2 separate regions of the Mus musculus genome follow, and region 1 is linked to region 2. A link is a loop called in an ENCODE intact Hi-C map of the cell type or tissue named here. Cell type or tissue: heart. All regions are shown on one strand. Each heading gives the region's core, and the rest is flanking DNA. Links, peaks and the distances in the headings are about the cores only.

Region 1 (10,053 bases), core at 1,430-9,429, 75 kb before region 2:
GATTAGCTGAAGCTGCGTGCCTGGTGAGGTGGCGTGGCCTGCTGTGCGTGGATGGGAACTGAGAGTATAAAAGAGTGAGAGGCCCAGGGTTCGGGAGAGATATAAACAAGGGAGATATAAACAAGAAGAAACAGGACTGAATAAACGTGTGCAGAAGGATCCTGTTGCAGCGTCGTTCTTCCTGGCCAGTTAAGAGAGCGCAAAACAAGGGGTGAACACTATCAATGCAACATCCAGATTGGATACATTCTGAAAAAAACGAGGCAGTTTCCTCTCAACGGGGTTGGAGGCAACAGAAAATGCTATGGATGAACTGATGATGGGTATATTACAATGTAACTATAAACTTTATATTCAGCTGATGGGTGTATATTACAATGTAACTGTAAACTCTATATTCAGCTGATGGGTGTATATTACAATGTAACTGTAAACTATATTCTGCTGATGTGTGTACATTACAATGTAACTGTAAACTCTATATTCTGCTGATGGGTGTATATTACAATGTAACTATAACTATTCAAAATAACTTAAATAGAAAACGGCACATACACATATATGTGCGTGTACTTGTTTATTTTATTTACTTGTTTTGGTTTTTTTGAGATAAGGTTTCTCTGTTGTAGCCCTGGCTATCCTATAATTCACTCTATAGACCAGACTGGCCTTGAGTTCACAGAGATCCACCTGCCTCTGCCTCCCAAGTGCTGGCATTAAAAGTGTGTGTCACCACTGCCTGGCATGTCTCCACTTTTTAAAGTGGCTTATTTTTATGTGTATAAATCTTTTGCCAGCATGAATATCTGTATATCATGTGTATGCAGTGTCCAAGGGGGTCAGAGAGGGCATCAGATCCCACGGAATTGGAGTTACTAGTTGTGAGCCAACATGTGGGTGCTGGAAATTGAGCCCAGGTCCTCTCTGCAAGAGCAACCAGTGCTCTTAACTGTTGAGCCATGACTTCCATCTCAATACTCAAGATTCTTTTTTTGTTTGTCTGTTTTTTGTTTTTTCGAGACAGGGTTTCTCTGTATAGCCCTGACTGTCCTGGAACTCACTTTGTAGACCAGGCTGGCCTCGAACTCAGAGATCCTCCTGCCTCTGCCTCCGGAGTGAATGCTGGGATTAAAGGGGTGTGCCACCACTCCCGGCTCAAGATTCTTAAAATGTTAATTCCTCTGACTCACTGTATGGACTCAATGAAATACTGATCAAATCCCAGTAAATTAGCCTGTGGAATTAACGAACTAATTCTGAAGTTTACCTAGAAAAGTGAAAGGCCCAGGAGAGCCATCACAATACAGCAGACAAGACGGTCATAAAGAGAGTGCCTGCAAAGCAGTGGGAACATTGTCATACAGCCCATAAAGACCTACAGATGCTACCAACTGCTGCTGGATGAAGAAGCAAGGACAGGTTCCTCAACAAACTGACTAGAACAGCTGGAGGGGTCATAGATCTGAGATGCATACACAGCAGCATTTACCTTCCAAAAGAAAGAACAGGGGAAGGGGAAACTCTCAGGACCCACAGATTAGAAATATCTCCCCTTTGAAATAGTCTAAAGAGAATGCTGGGGAAAGCCACAGACTGGAAGAAAATATTTCCAAAATCCAGATCTGATGACAGACTGTAGCTGATATACACTAACAGCAAACTCAACAGTAAGCAAATGACCAGAGGGTCCCCATTCTCCCGTAGGCTCACGCAGCTTTCTGTGGGGAGGGCTGCTCTCCACATACCCAGGAAATGCAGACACCACCTAGATATCCTTTCACTCAGCTCTGACATTTTACAGCTGGAGAGAGTAAGTACCAGGCCCACACAATTAGGGCCCAGTCCCTCATGTCTGCCCTTACTTAAGATGTAAGCAAAAGCTGTAGGTGTTTTCCTTGTGTTTCTGATTGACGGACCATAAGTCAGAGGTTCCTAAGACTCCACTCTTTAGGTCCAGTTCATTTGCTAGGAGGGCTCACAGAACTCAAGGAAACTGATTACAATCAGAGACCTTCGAAAGGATACAGATGAACAGCCAGATAGAAGGATACACAGGGCAGGGCATGGATGAGGGGTGGAAGCTTCTATGCCCTCTCTAAGCACACCTCCTTACAGAAAGCTGCATGAGTTTAGCAACCTGGATGCTCTCCAAACCCTGGCCTTTTGGATTTTGATGGGAGCTTCCTTGAACAGACAGGACCAATCTTGTGGTTCCTTCTTCTCTGTCTTGTGTCAAATTGACAAAACACTCATCAGCACCGGTGTACTTTAAAGTCACATCGTGAACTTGCTGAGAAGGGCTGAACCCCACAGCCTAGCAGCCCCCAACACTCAAGTCACTCAGGAGAGTCCATTGGTTTAGGGTTGTGTTCCAGGAAACAGGGACAGAAACCAAATAAACATTCTTACTGTATCACAGTATCGAGCACAACACAATTAAGAAATCGGCAAAATAGTTGGGGCATATGTACGATGAATATACTAGATGGCAAATCACCATTTGGAAGGTAGCACAAAAGCCTGACCTCAATGACACACCACCTCCAAGAAGGCCACACCTCCTAATCTTCTCCAAACAGTTCCACTACCCGGGGACCAAACGTTCAACTATATCAGCCTCTGGGGGCCACTCTCATCCAAACCACCACAGCATCATCTAAGGGGATTTCAGGTTCAAACAAATCGAAAACAAGATACCACAGCCGCATACCGGTTAGAATTGTTGAATGTTCTTTAACCAGCAATGACAGACGATGAGTCAGCAGAGTAACACACTCGTTCACAGATAAGACGGTGCAGCTACTGTGACGTCTTCTCATAAAGCTAAGCACAGCCTTCTGAGACAATTCAACAGTCACATTCCTCAGTAATTATGTCTACACACAAACGCATGTGAAGACTTCTGCACAGTCAACAAAAACTGGACGCAGCTAAAATATCCTTCAACAGCGAACTGTCTAAACCAACTGTGGTATAGCTACACAATGGGATACTACTTGGCAATACAAAGAACTGAGCTATTAAGTCATGAGAGACATGAAGGAATTGTATATGCCTATTGTTAAAGAACCCAATCTAAAAAGACTATACACCGTATGGCTCAAATTCTTTGACACTCTAAATGAGATGGATCAGCAATAAAACTATATGTTACGTAGGCCTGACAACCTGACTTTCATCCCTGGAGCCCAGGGTGGAAGAAAATCAACTCCTGAAAATGATCCTCTGACCGCCACACATAAACTGCAGTATGTTCGTGCTAACATTCATACACACACACACACACACACTAAATAAAGTAAATGTAAAAACTAAATCGTCTGTTGGGTAGAGGGTACCTGGAAAGAATGCAGACCAAGAAAAGCACCAATTGTATACAAAAGGGCTTTGAAGAAAGAAAAGGGTGCTGACCTAAGCAACTCTAGGAATAAATGGAGCCCATGAGGCTGGAGGGAGTCTAAGCACTGTCTTCTAGTGGGTGGACATCTTCCCAATGGGTGTGGGCTAATAAATCATATGCTTGCTAGGACTGAACAATTAAGTGCCTGCGTGGTAGACAGCAGGAGCTTCCTTACAGTTGGGCCGGTGCTTTACTGACAAGCCTCAGGAAGAAGTTAGACTGCTCCCTGAGTGATGTGTTAGACCTGGAAGCGTCCTAAGGACTCATGTGTAGCTTGAGAAATAGCTACAGATGGTTCTATGTAGCAACTTTGATAGGTGTGTGTGTTCCCATCTATATTTCTTGGCTCTGTCAAGTGAGTTATGCTCCCTTCCTTGAAAGCGGAGTAATTCATATACATCCAGCATGGCCACAGAGAACTGCATGAATAACATGACAGTCTAGAGCTCAGGGCAAACGCTGGTGGGTCAGAAACAGGGATCAGGATTTCTGGTCTTGAATGGCCCCTGCGTGCTCAGCAATGGTTCAGACACTCTGAAAATAAGCAAGGAGCCTCCAGAAGTAGCCTACTGGTCCCAGACAGCACTTACATCCTCTGGTGGGTTTACTAGGACCACACTAGCACAATTGGCTCACTAAAGCCAAGTACCTGCCCTTGATAGAGATGATGCATGGTATGGGGGGCAGGGTGGTGGTGATAAAAAGGAGTTTACACTAAGCTCCAAGCCTATTAGAAGTGGTGACTGTGTGCGGTCAGGACTGGTCCTTTCACACTTCAGAAACGGAATCTCTGGGCTGGCCCAGGACCCCTCCCTTACCACCACTCAGGTTCCAGGAGTGATTTTCCTCCAGCCAGGGTGCAAGGCCACAGATGAGAAAATGAGGTGCCTAAGACCATATGGGTCCTGTCATGGGTCTGGGGTAAATCATGAAGCACAACACAAAAGATGTAAAAAACGCTAAACTGTGAACTCTGGCTCCATCGCTCCGTGGGACTTTGAGACAGTCTCTGATCCTGTTTCCTCACAATAGGCAAGACACCTTAAAGGAGAACTCAGGACACGTGCAGTTAACAGATAGGCAAGTGTCATGAGGGAGGGTCACTGTTTGTGACAATCTACAGTTCCTTTACCAACTAGTATTGCTATGTAGGCCAGGCTGGCCTCAAACTTGCTATGTAGATTAAGTGTAGCCTTTAACCTGCGTCCTCCTGCCTCCACTCCCCAAGTCATGGAATTCTTTTCAAATATCTACTCCAAAGCTGATGACGTAAGACTTAAAGTCTCTTGTTAAACCAAAGAAAACTTCAAAATATATGCTCTTTTCACCTAAAAAAAATTCAGTGTTTTTCATGAGCAGATTTTGGCAAAAGCTTTTTGGAACCCTCAGTCATTCTTGGTTGGGTAAGTGGGTCCAGAGAACAACATTTGGGAACCACTGTGCTTCACATAGGTGGGGTGAGCGTCTCAGCTACTCCAGAGCGCCCCTAAGTTAGCGCGGTACATGCCAGATGCTGACAGCCCTGCCAACCCAGTAACGTTTGTACCCATTGCCCGGGTCCACGCAAAGCCCTCCCACTGGGAGGCAGCAGCCGCAGCGACCTTGGCAGAGGTCAAGGACCGGAGGCACAGAGGTATCGGGCTAGAGTGCCCATGCAGGCTCCAGAGACCACTCTGGCTACCGCCTTCGCCGCGTGGCGGGGACAGAGAACCTGAACTCACAGCCTGGGCAGCGCCGCCGCTCCACGAACCGTGTTCCGCAGCACGCACAACGCCATCTTCCCGACTGGCCCGCCTACGCCCCGCCCTCGCCCCGCCTAGCTGGATTCGGCCACGCCCGCCCTACCAGGCTTAGCCCGGCCCCCCGCTTGCCACAGCCCAGGCCAGTCCAGCCAGACTCAGCCCCACCTTGCTTCTGCTGGCGAGGCCCCATGCAACGCTTCTCTTTCCAAAACCACGCCCGCCCTCGTTAGCCACTCCAATCCTCTGCGAGCCCTGCGCGGCTCTGCGCGGAGGCTTTGGTGACCCAATGCTCCGCCCGCTTCTGAAACGAGTTAGAGAAACTTGGGTTTTCTCTGGCAGAGAAGATTTAGGTTTCCGAGGGGCTTTTTTGCTGTTTTTATTATCAACGTGCCCCTAACACAGTCGGTGAGCCTGCGATGGTGCATAAGCTAAAAGTGGTCAAAGCAAATGGGCTCTACCTGAAAAGGTGCAGGCTTGGGACCCACACAGGCCCCTTCCCAATGCCTGCGGGTCTCCGGAAACTGAGAGAAGCTGCCATCGGTCGTCTTTCCTAATCCAGTGGTGCCCTACCTAGTGTCTGGTCCTTTCCACTCTCCACCCTCCACCATTCCTCTGTCTTCTACCTCTGCAGTTTTGATTTTGGTGGTCACTACGTTCCGTTTGTTCTGAATTGACACTCAAAGTCGTTGTCGGAAGCTGGATTAAAAAATAGACCCCAGACGGGCGTGGTGGCTCACGCCTTTAATCCCAGCACTTGGGAGGCAGGAGAATTTCTGCGTTCGAAGCCAGCCTGGTCTACAGAGTGAGTTCCAGGACAGCCAGGGCTACACAGAGAAACCCTGTCCCGAAAAACAAAAACAAAAGACCCCAGAAGTCCTTTGTAGCCAGAGTGGCAGCACAGATGCCGAATATCTGCAAGACTGAGTTATCGCTTAGTTTATGATACCAACAGGGCAGACTGTTCAAACCCTCTGTGAGGCCCCCTCACACCCACCCGGACCTCTCCTGCCTGCACCCAGTGAGGACCATCCCACTTTCCTGTCTCCACTGCGGGCCCCAGTCTGTTCCGCCAAAATGGAGCCTGAGACAAAGCAGTATCAGGAACACCCATTCCATCTCTAATTTACACATCTATATCTTGTACTAAGAGACTGAGCAGGCAAGCTTTGTCTGTCTCCAGATACTAGATCACACTCTTTGTCCTGTTACACTTCTCTATGGCCATCCATCCACCAGTAAAAACACAGGTCTGGGGGTTTGAGTTTTTAAAACTTTTGTTGTTGTTGTTGTTGTTGTTGTTGTTTGAGACAGGGTTTCTCTGTATAGCCCTGGCTGTCCTGGAACTCACTGTGTAGACCAGGCTGGCCTTGAACTCAGAAATCTGCCTGCCTCTGCCTCCCAAGTACTTGGATTAAAGGTGTGTGCCACCACCGCCCGGCCTTGAGTTTTTATTTATCAATAAAAGTCACGTAAGGCGTCAGTTACATGCACAAAAGAGTTATTGCAAGTTTTGCACCTGAGGGGGTCAGAGGGATTGAGGGGAGGTAGTGGGGGAAGACGGGTTGGGAGGGTGAAAGACTTCAGGGCAAAGTAGAGCAGGCATAAAACTTCAGGGATCTGAGAACCTCCTGGGCCCAGGTTTAAGTGGCCTAAATGCCTTTTTTAATAATATACTCGGGAGTAGAATTTAGGGCCTCAGCCAGGCAGGCAGGAGCTCTATCTACCACTGAGCTACACCCTGGCCCTAAGTGGCTGAAATCTTGGCATTGTTTCACAAATACATTTGTCCTAGATAGAAGTGAGTTATATTTTCACCACATGGCCTTGTAATTATCGTGAAAACTCAATTAACCTTCATTGTTTGTCTTATACTATCTAGCTTTGTATTGGTTCTACAGAACACCTCCTAGGATTCGCCCGCTGAAAATATCTGATCAACCTCACTGTTTGCTGTAACATTTAAATAACTTTCCAGTGGGAAAGGGCAGACCCATTAGGAAAATGAAGCCCTTTATTCTCTGGTTAGGAACCCCAAAGGCTCTTTATCACAATCCATTCTTTCCTTCCTTTTGCTGTCTGGCCGGATGTAGGGTTTTCTCACCAAAGTTGAGTCTCAAAGGCTGAGCGGGCCGGTGTCACTGGTTTCAAACTTCAGAATGGCGCACTTAGAAAGAAGCCTATTAGAAGTTCTGTGGAATGGTTTTTAAGCAGTGGCACAGATAGAACTTGGCTCTGAGATCATTGCTGCCTCCTGCTGCTAAGATACAAAACCCTCCCAGCCGCGCTCCCGGCCAGCGCTGCCTTTGATAAGGGTGATGGCTGCGTCTGGCTCCTTGGGGAGAAAGGAAGAGACGTCTCTCAGATTTAGGCCAAATGCAGAATATCTAATGGCCACATCGCGAGCCGGCCGGGCCTTAGCTCCCACTCTTTAAGTCGAGGAAGTTAGACTACATAACCTTTAAAATACCCTTCTGCTCCGGAAGGCCTGACGTCTGATTTTCTGACTGCATGATTTTCCAACCCACGCTGCAGCATCCCCTATGATCAGAAGGCCGGTGCCGATCCTTGTAGACCTTCTAGGCCATGGTCTCTGCTTTGTCTCCATAGCTCTTCTAGTACTTGTCTATGTAATTTATTTTTTTGTTGTTGTTGTTGTTTTGTTTTCTTGAGACGTGGTCTCCTATTGACCAGGGTGGCCTCTTACTCACTATGCAACTGAAGTTGCACTTGAACTCCGATGCTCTTTCCTGCACTTCCCCAAGTGTTGGAACTATGGTCATGTTGGTTTCATGAAGTGCTGGGAATCGAACCCAGGGCTTTGTGCATACCAGACAAGCACCCTACCAACTGTGTTTCTCCCCCAGCCTCAGTTTCTGTGGTTGGATGAATACTGGCCTCCAAATTGCTTGCATCCTAACTGCTACAACCTATGATTGTGTCACTCAGCATATGTGATGAAGGAGCTTGAGGTGAGAAGATTATTCTGGGTCACATGGGAGGACTCAATGTCATGATAAGCATTCCTATGAGAAGGAAGCAAGAGAGTCACATCACAGTGTAGGTACGAGACTTAGAAGCACAATGGAGTCTGGGGTGGGCCATAGTCAAGGCCATGGGACCCCTAGAAGCTGGGAAGCCAGCCAAAGACTGCCCTACCACATTCCAAAGAACCTGCAAGAACACCTGAACTTATCCCCATGAGAGCTGTTTTGAACTCCTGGCCTCTAGAACGGCAAGATAATAACTGTTACATTGTTTTAAGCCACTAAGTTTGCAGTAATGGATTGCAGAATCAAGGGGACCCTGAGGTGCCTAGTAAAAATGAAACCTTCTCAGAGTTCCTCTACCAAGGAATGACTCTTAAAGACTGACTTTAAGGCTTGTGGAGGAGCTGAGGATGTAGCACTGTGGGTAAAAGATTTGCCTGGCATGCATGAGGCCCTGGGTTCCATGCCTAGAGCATGCCCAGTGCATAAAGTGGATATAGACACATGCCTGTAGTCCTAGCACTTAAGAGGTGAGGGCAGAAGGATTGAGTTCAAGATAGGGACTGGAGAGATGTTTCAGAGGTTAAGAGCACTGAGTGAGAGTTCTTCCAGAGAGTTCAAGTCCCGGTAATCACATGGTGGCTCACAACTGTCTGTAATGGGAACTGATGCCCTCTAACAGTATACTCATATAAAATAAATAGATCTTTAAAGAGAGAAAGAGCCGGGTGTGGTGGCCCACGCCTTTAATCCCAGCACTTGGGAGGCAGAGGCAGGCAGATTTCTGAGTTCGAGGCCAGCCTGGTCTACAAAGTGAGTTCCAGGACAGCCAGGGCTATACAGAGAAACCCTGTCTCAAAGAGAGAGGGAGAGAGGGAGAGAGGGAGAGAGGGAGAGAGGGAGAGAGGGAGAGAGGGAGAGAGGGAGAGAGGGAGAGAGGGAGAGAGGGAGAGAGGGAGAAAGAGAGAAGAGAAGAGAAGAGAAGAGAAGAAAAGAGAAGAGAAGAGAAGAGAAGAGAAGAGAAGAGAAGAGAAGAGAAGAGTTGAGTTCAAGACAGGCTGGAGAGATGGCTCAGCAGTTAAGAGCCCTTGCACAAGATAGGAGCTCAGCTCCCAGCACCTACATGGTGGCTAACAACCATCTGTAACTCCAGTGTCAAAGGATCTAATGCTGTCTTCTGACTCTGTGGACACTAGGCATGCATGCATGGAGTACACTTAAATAAAAACAGGTAAGACGTGCACCTGAACACATACACAGAGAGAAAACAAATGGAAAGGATTTAAAAGAATGCAACATACTCAACCACATAGTGAGCCTGAGGCCAGCCTAGGTACATGAAACTCTGTCTCATAAAAAATTATAAATAAGTACATGTACAAGACGCTGGGCATTGTGGTACCTATCTTTAATCTCAGCACTCTGGAGACAGAGGTAGGCTATCTCTGTGAGTTTGAGGCCAGCCTGGGCTATACAGTGAGACCCTGTTTTGAGGTGGGGTGTGGGCAGTGAGTTCAGTTCCTGGGATCCACAGGGTATAAGGAGAGAATTACTCCCAAATGTTCTCTGACCTCCATATGGCTGCTGTAGTATGTGCCCCCCCACCCCCACCAACACTCACACACAATAAATAAATAAATAAATATACATGAAATGACAGAAGAACTTATAAGAGTGAAAAATACTTCTCCTGAGTACTAATGTAAACCTCATAGAATTCTGCCTGCCTCTCCTCCTAAGCCTGAGCTCACAGAGATGCATGATCACGCCTGGCCTGGTGAAGGTATCTTACCACCGCTACATAAATGGTGGAGCATTCCCAACACCCAGCAACAAGTCTAAGAAATGCTTTGTTCTTTAGGATACGTGAAAATAAAGCCAAGGCTCAGGCTTGCAAGCAGCACCAAGGCTGCCTCCGTTAGCT
Region 2 (10,053 bases), core at 1,485-9,484:
ATCCCCAAACACCATCATCTATACACTGCTAGGTTTCCAGATGGCGAGAATCCATGCTTTTTTTCGAGAGAAAACTACGAAGGTATGAAACTAAACACCAATTAGTAAGTATCAATCACTTGTAATAAACAGTTATGTTAATTTTTCTTTTAGTACTTCAACATCTTCATACGACTTCCGGTCATACAAGTGTTAGAGACTCATCATTCTGCATCTGTTCAGAGCAGCACACAGACTGCCTTCTTAAATCTGACTCAGTCCATGTTTGAAGGCAACTGCTCCTAAAATAACATACACAATTTACAGAAAGCTTCTGAAAATAACTACCAAGAAAGGAAGGTGACTGCGTAAGCTGTCATTTTATCATGATTGCCCAGCTAATGCATCTGAGCCTTGCTGTCTGTCATTAGCCACTAGAGGGTAGAGTTGGTCATTTTTCTTTACAGCACAACAAAGACAATCTCAAATTTCATCTCTGTCTCCCCCACTCACTCCCCCCATGTATGTGTGAATGTGTACATGCCATGTGAGCATGTGGAGGTCAAAGGACACCTTTCGTGGGTAGGTTCTCTCCATCATGTGGGTCCCAAAGACTGAACTCAGATTGTCAACTTGTTGGCAAGTATCTTTTGTTTTGTTTTTTTGAGTCAGGGCCTAAGTAGACCTGGAGCTCACTCTGCACACAACAAGGCCTCAGAGATCTGCCTGCTTCTGCCATCCAAGCACTGAGATTAACGGTGTGCACCATCAAGTCCAGCTGGTGGCAAGTATCTTTACCCACTGAACCATCCTGTCAGCCCCATTCCCCTAAGAGTATGATCTCTCAATCCTTCACCCAACTCTTCCATGAGGCTTCTCCAGCACCATCTAATGTTGGCTGTGGGTCTCTCCATCTCTTTCCATTGGCTGCTGGGTAGAGCCTCTCAGAGGACAGCTATGCTAGTCTCTTGTCTGCAAGCATAGCAAGTATCATTAATAGTGTCAGGGATTGGTGCTTGTCCTAGGGATGGGTCTCAATCTGTGCCAGTCACTGGTTGTCCATTCCCTCTGTCTCTATTTTTGTCCCTGTACATCTTGTAAGCAGAACACATTTTGGGTACAAGGTTTTGTGGGTGGGTTGCTGTCCTTATCCCACCATTGGGAGTCCTGCTTGGCCACAGAAAGTGGACTTTCCAGGATCCATATCCCTCACTGCTAGGAGTAGAAGAGGACAGGGACGCCACAGGAGACCAACAGAGTCAACTAACCTGGACCCTTGGGGGCTCCCAGAGACTGAACCACCAACAAAAGAGCAAGCACAAGCTGGAACTAGGCCTCCTGTACATACGTAGCAGATGTGTAGCTTTGTCTTCATGCAGGTCCTCCAACAACCGGAGCGGGGGCTGTTCCTGAATCTCCTGCCTGCCTGCAAGTGGATCCCATTCCCCTAACTGGATCACAATGTCTGGCCTCAGTGGGAGAGGCTGCACCTAGTCCTTCAGTGACTCCATGTGTTAGGGGTTCTGGGGAGTGGAGATACCCAGAGGGGGCTCCCCCTTCTCAAAGGAGAAGGAAAGGGAGGAGTGGAGGGAGGATCTGCGTGAAGGAAGGATCTGGAAGGAGGAGGAGGGGCTGATACTGGCATGTAAAGTAAATAATAAGTTTTAAAAAAGAATACGGTCTCTATATTACGCAGTAAAAATGTATCCAACGTTCTGAAAGCTTATGCTGTTTTAGTTCTTATGTCTGAATTGACACTGAGGAGCCAAATACTTAACAGTTAAAAGCATGAAGGTGAACTGTCACTATCCTTAATCATTTGACACTGCAAGGACACTCAGTCCAAAACTAACCAGCACATGGCAACTAACTGAAGGAATCAAAACTTTTATACTAAATGGAGCACCTGCTATCTGGAACACCCTGTAACTTCTGACACTTCTGGCCTCTGTAGGCAACCCACACTTATATGCATCTACATAGACACACATGATTAAAAATAAATCTTTAAAAAGAATGCACAAATAATTCCTGATTACAACAGAGAAATGCTAGAACCAATCTAATGCCTGGCAAGCATAAATGGTTAAGCAAGCCCACAGACAGCAGAGTGTTAAGAATAAAATATTCCCATGTCTAACAAATAAAAGAATGGACATTTCATGACTACACGGATATTTAAATGTATGCACATGTAATGGTATTATGTAAAAAAAAAAAAAAAAGAGTAAATCACAAAACTCATTTACAAAGGCGAAGACCATATATCAGAAGTTAGAAGAACATAAATAGGATTTTAGGTTTAATGAACTCATATTTCTCTGTCAGAAAATTAAACATAAAACTTTGTTGTTGTTGTTGTTACTGCTTTTGAGACAAAAGGTCTCTCTACATAGCCCTGTCCTACAGCTCATTATGTAGACAAGGCTGGCCATAAACTAAAGAGATAAACCTGCCTCTGTCTTTGAGTGTTGGGATTAAAGGTGTACCCAGACACCAAAGGCTTATACAACAATTTTAAGGAAACAAAATAGTGAAATCATCAGGCAATCCATACCAAGTTAATGTGGGATGAGGACTTCATAGCAGAAGCTATAAGACTATGCGGTGCTGCACACATTGCATTGAGCTACACCTGCTTCATTCTGCACTCAACCAGTAAAAGACAGTGTTTCTCCTAAGAAATCTGAAATACCTTTCAAGGGAAACACATAAGCAAACATAATTATTCCTGTGTTATAGAGGTGGGGAAAGAACCAGAAATCATATCAACAGCATCAAGGACCTCTCTGCTCACTCTTGTCCCCTCAGGAAATATGGAGTGGTATGTTTATGTTCTCCTGTCCCCAGTTCCTGTATTGAAAAAGTAGACCCTTAGGCAATGGTACTATGAAGGAAAGCCTTTTAGGGATGACCAAGTCCTGGGGACAGAGTTCTCATGAATGGTTTAGTGTTCTCAAAAAATAGGCTAAAGAAGCTCTTTCATCCCTCCCACCACATGAGGCATACATACACATGGACGAGGAAGAAAATGAATCCTCACCAGACCCTAAATCTGTGAGCACCTAAAACTTTGATTTCTCAGCCTCCCAAACTGTGAGGTAAATTTCTGTTTGGAAAAGAGGGAAGGGATGTTTGTAAAGTTACCATCTTGACCGCAGGAATAAAAATTTAAACTGTTTACTAAGCAGAATAGCTCCCTACTGAGAGAAAAGGGAAGATGTCTAAGTCTCCACGCCAGCTAGTTAGAGAAGAGCCTAGGGACATTTGCCCTCTTCCTACTGCTAACGGAGTAGCTGAGAACAAGGACAGCAAGCCAACATCCAGAATATGATCTGTCTTGCCTGTTTCATCCCCACACCTATCTAAGTCAAACCCTCAAAGGATCAGAAACTTCAAAAGGACACTTAAAGACCTTGTGAGACAACACAAATCACCCACAAATCCACTCACACTTCTCTCTAAAGTCCGTGTCCAGTGTCACATCTCTGCTGCTTCTCCAGAAGACTCTAATCCACAAACATTTCCTCATCTATGCTCTCTAGGTATGTGGACCATACCTTTCGTAACATCAGATTTTATTAATAAGCCTCTGTTCTCCAGTGGCTGATGGAGGAGCCAGGAATGTATTTCTCTAAGAAATTACGAATACAACACACATTCACTGTTCATTTACAGACCAAGTACTTGTTTATAAAGGTTGGCTTCTGAAATATTTAACAGAAAAATTCAGTGTGCCTGTAAGACTGGATCTCACTTTAGGTCAGAACTCTCTAGAAGGAGGCAGAAGTTCCTGCTTTTCCGGGTACCACAGTTAATGGACTGTGTGCCTGGGTGAATCTTACCGATTGGTAGGCATTATTGAACCCTCTACGACTTACGTGTCATAGATACACGTTTGTTTCTTTCTAAAACTGTAGTGACCATGTTAACGCCACACAGGATAGCCCACAAACCTAAAGAGAAGCTGCAAAATGCCATGAAAACTTTAATAGCCTCCCTAATACTCTAAAACAACCTCAAAATTCACAACTGTGGTATAGCTAAGAGTCATAAAATAAACACCAGCTTAAAATTTTAGTAAATAAAAAGTGTAAACGTTTTCTTAACCATTATTTGAAGTATTAAAATTAACGGTTTCTGAGAGGCCCTGGATCCTCCAAATGGTTAAGTTTTAGTAACTTTACGAAATAATGGTGTATTGTGATGCTCTACACCTGATACCTAAAAGCTGCTTTCAGCTGGTAAACTGAAAAACGTGTGGGCGGATGGCCTACGAAACCAACATTTTCAAGGCAGGTTCTTTCTCCCGCTCTCTGCTGCTTTTTAAGTGTTTAAAGCCATCGCGGAGAAACCCATTTGGGGGTCTCTTAAAAATTTTATAGCTTAAAAAAAAATTTAAAGGCCAGGGACTAAACTTAACTACAACTAGTCTTTATTAACGCGGTTTTCAAGGAGGGTTAGAATGCGTCACAATCCACAGGTTAAATGATCAACTAGTATTCTTGAAGTTCGGTATCAAAGTCCTAGAGAGAATAAGCCGTCATGACCAGGAGTTCTAGGAAAGTGCAATAAAACAGTGAGCTACGAAATTAAGTTACTGGAAGTTGTCGCTCGGCTGGGAGCGCCCCGTGTGGGCATCGGGTCACCGCGTACCTGCGTGCAGGCCAGTCCAAGGGCGCTCCGCAAGCCGCCGGGGTCCGGGCAAAGCGCCCCGAGCTGCAGCGACGAGCCCGCGGGGACCACCCGGGGTCCGCAGGCCCCCGTCCCGTCGCGGCTCGAAATGCGACCCCACCCACAGCTACGCCCCTTCCCGCTCCTTGACCCCGCTCCTAGACCCCGCTCCCACCGCGGCGCGCAGCCCGACAGGCCTCCCCCACCTTGCACTCGTTGCTCTTCTCTTCGGCGCAGAAGTTGACCGGCGCCAGGCCGGGCAGGTAGAAGGCGCTTCCCGGGCGCGGGCCTGGGACCGTCCCTAGCAGGAGCAGCGACAGCAGCAGCAACCTGGAGCCTTGCGCTGGCGGCGACGCTGGCGGCCTGGAGCTCATGCCGGCGGCTGTGAGAGGCGAGCGGCCGAGCCGAGGGGGACGGCGAGGAAGGAGGGGTCCGGGGCGCTCGGAGATCACCTCAAGGCCCGAGCGCAGAGAAGGCCGGCCCGCAACGGCTAGTTCCGGTTACGCTAGGAGACACCGCGGGCCCCGCGACAGAAACCGAAGCGGGCCTCCACGGAGCATGCGCGGGGCCGCACGCACATGCTCAGTGCCGGCGCCGCAAGCGCAGCGGGCTCTTTCCGGGCGGGGCGGCCAAGAGATCCGCGTTCCGGGATCTGGGTGACTTCCGCCTGCGCGCTTCCGGCACCCACAGTCGGGTTCCAGGTTCCACCGTGGCGCTCCAGAGCGCCGCGCTTCTCGGGCGCACCTCTTCTCTGCCCTCTGTCACCTCATACCCGTCAGTCCGCTCAGGACTGATGAACCAAGTACTTTCTGATGGAGACCGAGTTGGTCGATGAGGCAGAGCTCAGGGGTTACCTAGTTGGGGCCAGGGTAAGGGAACAAATGGAAAGAGCGGTTCGTAAATCTTTAAACAGCTCTTAGAGGTTATTTGCAAGAATAATTCCTAAGCATCGGAAATGCTGGGACATTCTTGTGTGGGAGAAGTGTGCACACAACAAACATATCTTTCAGAAAGTCGAAATGAGATAGATGAGAGAGGGTAGTAAATATAAAGTAGCAATGGCAGGTTGCAATGAAGATACCGGGGCTTAGTTAAGCAAAGCAGTCGTGTTAAGGAAGACTATTACGGCATTATTACTCTTCGACAAGGTGCATAGCTTTTCCCATTGATAATGGGAAATGGTTATGTCTCTGTGTTAGTGCGCAAGCATTATGCTCAAGGAGGAGAAAAGTTTAGCATAAAAAGCCCATGGAGTTTTAGACTTCAACCGAATTCTTCCCCAAGTGCATCATCTTAGAATATAAAACACAGTCCTGGATGACTGTAACCCCCAAATTCAAGAAAAGGCAAATTCAGAAAATAGGTAAATTCAAAAAAGTTTGTAGTCTCATGCTATTAAATTTTTTCTGTGTGCTCATATATTGCTCCCTTCCCCAAAGTTTACAACTAACCAGATTTTCAATGGCTCTAGCACCTACAGAAAGAACTACTGACATACCTAAAAAGAGCTTTAACATCAAAGGTAATTTGTACTGGCTGAGCGTCCTGGCTTTGGAACATTGTGATCTAGCGATGTGCCTCTGGGCATGGGTTCATCACTGGAGAAATGAAAGTTAGAAGAGAAGACAAGGGTGCTCACCCTCTCAAAGAGTGGTAAAGATTAAGTTAAAAAATACTATATCACAAAAAAATAGGTGATATAGTAGTTGTCCCAGGCGGTCCTGACCACTTTTATAACAAAAGGAGGCGTGTCCATCAGCGCACACCATCTCAAATACATGCACATACTGAACTTTGGGCTAAGTCAAGACAACGCCCTTTGTCGAAAAAGGAAGCAGCTGTCTCCAAATATAAAGAGGTAGGATTAACACCCCCCACACACCTTACCTATTTTTCTGATAATACCAAACTAGACCTTCACTGCCGTAGCTCCCGCTCCAACCTTGCCATTACTACTTTTTTCTACCTGTGACAATCTCACTGTCCATAGCTGGCATGCTGCTCGCTGTGCCACTGAGTTCTTTTGGTGGTCTCTAGGCTCCTACCTACCACGCTAGGCCACTCTGTAGGTCTCCCCAGCTTCTACTTGTGCTAAGAGGGATAATGTAGAATGTAGGTGTCCCCCATTTCCACCGCTGCTCCTCGGTGTCTACCAATTTCGGAAACGATCGTGTTTATTGTTCACTGTCTCACTTCCCAGGGCTGCAGGGGCCTGGTCTCTGCATCTTCCAACTCTACAGCAGGGCCTGGAGAGACGAAGGCGAAGCAAACTAGAAGTGCTCGCTCGGCCCTGGTCGCCGGAGGACACAGGTTCTAGACCTGAATTTAGGGTCGCAGACTTGCGGTGCTAACGCCTGAGGGTTCCCAGGGTTTCCCGCTCGCTTTCACAGACCACCACAAGCTTAAGACCGAGAATCACTTCCCAGGATGGCCTGGGATACTCAGTGATGAACCCACGGTGACCTGGTGCTTCCTGCCCCGAGACCTGACAGCCTCAACACTCTGGGTAAAGTAAATTAAAAACCCGGACAACTGGAGTCTTTGAGAATGAAAACGACATCGGGATTCCAGACAGCTGACTCGCTCAGAGCTCCAACTGGGTGTACGCACGGCGAGTAAAGCCAACTCCTACAACGACACGTCACCGTGCTGGGCCGCTTCTTGGCTGGTGGGCGGGGCGACCCCTACTTCCGGATCCGGCCTCTTCTGGGTAACGCCTCACCTGCGGTTCCCTAGGTTACCTGATGGCGGGAGGGGGCGGGGTGGGCGGGGGCGGGGCGAAGCTTTCCAACTCTGGGTAGCCAGCTCCTGGTTGGTGAGGCTCTTCCCGACTAGATTAAAGGGAAAAACGCAACTTTTTTCAGACTACTGATAACTCTGACTGGAGCAAAACCTGAGGAATATGTTTTTTTTCTATGTTCCACACGGCATTTGACAATTCGGAGAAGCTGAGGAAAGAGAGGGCTTTTTTGTTTGTTTTTTTTTCCAACAGGGTAGAGAAACCTGGCTGTCCTGGAACTCACGCTGTAGACCAGGATGGCCTCGAACTCAGTAATCCACCTGCCTCTGCCTCCCAAGTGCTGGGATTAAAGGCGTGCGCCACCACTGCCCAGCGAAAAGGGCTTCTTTGGTTTGGTTTGATTTTTGTTTTGTTTTTTTTGTTAACCATGGATATGGATGACGAAAACGGTCAGATGAGCAATGAACAATTCAATATACGCTGACCTTTATACTCAAAATGGTTAAGATGATAAATTTTATTATGTATGATTTGCCACAGTTAAAATCGAAAATTCTCCCCCCCCCACACACACTTTTCTGCTGAAATAATTTAGATGTCTGTTTTTCTGAATTTCTCACACTATATGAATGAGATGGCCAGATTTAACAAATATACAGGTACCCATTAATGTTTTAATTTCAGATGCTCAATCAAATAATACACAGGAAATACAAGTATATTACTTGGCCATCCTACACATGGGTGGAGGGTAAACTGATAGGAAAGTGCCTTATACTTGAAAAGAACGTGCATTGATTTTACTAGCTATGTGCCTGTAAATGAAAGAGTCTTTGAGATTTTCTTTAGAAGGGGAAAAAAAATCTAGATCTTCATTTCCTGATAGTATATCATCAATGACAGGTCAGAATATCATACCCAAAATATTCCATTTGGGCATAAAAGACAACACTGCGTTAAAGGCAGCAGAAAACTAGTGTGCACAAGATGGTCCTCTTTTGTGTCTAAGCAGAATAGAGATTTGCCTTTATAGAAGTAGGGGGAGAGCCTGCTGGGCGAGGCCTGCAACCCCATCTCCTTGGGAGGTTGAGACAAGGATCACAAGTTGAAGACCTGCCTAAGGTGCAGATCCCTGAGTCTGAGAACAGCTTGGGAAACGTAATGAAACTGTCTCAAGAAGTTTAAAAAAAAAGGAGGGAGTCTTAGTGTATAGTGTTGACCTAGCATGTGTTAGGTCCATGATTATTTGAATCAGAAGCACCCACCCCACCAACTAAAAAGACTTGAAACAATACTAAAATATATATATATATATATATATATATATATATATGATAAACTGTAGCAATCAACTCTAATCTACCACACATTTCCTCATTGCTGCCCCACTGTACTGCCTGTGGATCAAAACCTGTTTAAACTAGTCACCTCTATACAATGCATGGCTGCTGTTAAAACAGGAAATGTCCCTGAAAGAACAATGGCTTCTTTTGGTTTTCATTTCTTTTCTGTGAAGCCCCATACACATAAAAACATGAATAAATATCTTTTTCTGTCAGTTTGTTAATTAGTAATTGTTAATTAATTACAGACCCCAAATAATAAAAAGGGTAAAGGGGAGAAAAATCTATTCTCTATATAGTATAATTTGGAAGTAAAATTGGCCTCGAACAAATTAGCTATAAACACTGCCCAAAGAGGTCAGAGTCAAGTTATGAAGTCTCTCATTTTAAGATAAAGAATGGGGTAGGTGTGATGGCATATCCCTTTAATCCCAGTGTGTGGGAGGCAGAGGCAGGCAGACCTCTGAGTTTAGGCCAGCCTGGTCTACTACCTATCTAGCTAGACCGTGTCTCAAAGCGAAACAAAAAAGATAAAGATGATCCTAGAGTTATCGCGTTGTTTCCCATTGCTATAAGATTCCTGGGGAAAACTGCTTGGTGCAGGACAGGTTTATTCTGGCTTATGCTCGCAGAGATTTCAATCCATGATCAGGGGGGCTCCAATGGTTTTGGCATGGCAGAGGGATGGTGAAAGAGAGTTGCTCACCTCATGGAAGCAAGGAAGCAGGGAGGGAGGGTGGAAGAGAGCAGGAAGCAGAAGAGAGACATCAGGAAAAGATACAGCTCCCGGAAACACTGTGACCTACTTCCTCTAAATAGCTCCACCTCCAGAGGGCTCCCCTGCCTCCCAGTGATGCTGTCAAATTACTCACCCCACACCCTAGATCAGGTCAGTGTTGGGGACACACATTGAACAGCCTTGGCAAGCCAGGGCACGATTCAGATTGCAGGTAAAAGACCACATGGCTGGGACGTAGGCAGCCACAGAGGGTTAGAATAGACAAATATATGCCTAAGCGCAGTGCCTGCAGCTCTTTAATACATTTATTAGGTCCCCGAGTTGTTTATTTGGGGGGTTAAAACAGACTAGAGCAAGTGTAGAAACTCCAACATTACTTGGGAGCAAAAGGGCGAAGAAAAGCCCCCAGGAATTACATTTACCGTGGAGAGCTCTTATTGTTCAGTTACCTACCTTTCAATGATTGGGCTCACGGAGTCTGCAACACACCGGCCTTTAAGATGCTTTAAATCCAAACCACAGCAGTCCCCAAATGGACTTTGTGGCCATTTGAATGAGTATGGCCCCCAATAGGATTA

Evidence for each region. Hi-C counts contacts between places; a loop is a spot of excess contacts. Peaks named below come from ENCODE experiments on the same cell type or tissue, not always from the same donor. Only the 100,000 strongest peaks of a DNase experiment are listed, where the experiment ranks them.
Region 1: a loop joins it to region 2, with 6 times the contacts of the local background. A loop is called at or near these places in 2 of 42 quality-filtered maps.

Annotation. Positions count from the first base shown.
Region 1 is chr14:122,176,850-122,186,902 of GRCm38, reverse strand. Clybl (citrate lyase beta like) reads right to left here and starts at 5,209. Exons shown (of 8, transcript NM_029556.3): 1 at 5,122-5,209. The coding sequence starts at 5,177. In heart, for the core only: a CTCF peak has its summit at 5,010; a DNase peak (open chromatin) is centred at 5,262; H3K4me3 peaks cover 1,459 bases; H3K27ac peaks cover 1,557 bases.
Region 2 is chr14:122,102,242-122,112,294 of GRCm38, reverse strand. Tm9sf2 (transmembrane 9 superfamily member 2) reads right to left here and starts at 5,213. Exons shown (of 17, transcript NM_080556.3): 1 at 4,860-5,213. The coding sequence starts at 5,027. It overlaps A330035P11Rik (RIKEN cDNA A330035P11 gene), which reads left to right and starts at 5,321. Exons shown (of 4, transcript NR_015586.3): 1 at 5,321-6,511; 2 at 6,854-7,363. In heart, for the core only: CTCF peaks have their summits at 4,613 and 7,403; DNase peaks (open chromatin) are centred at 5,244, 6,704 and 7,304; H3K4me3 peaks cover 4,273 bases; H3K27ac peaks cover 3,249 bases.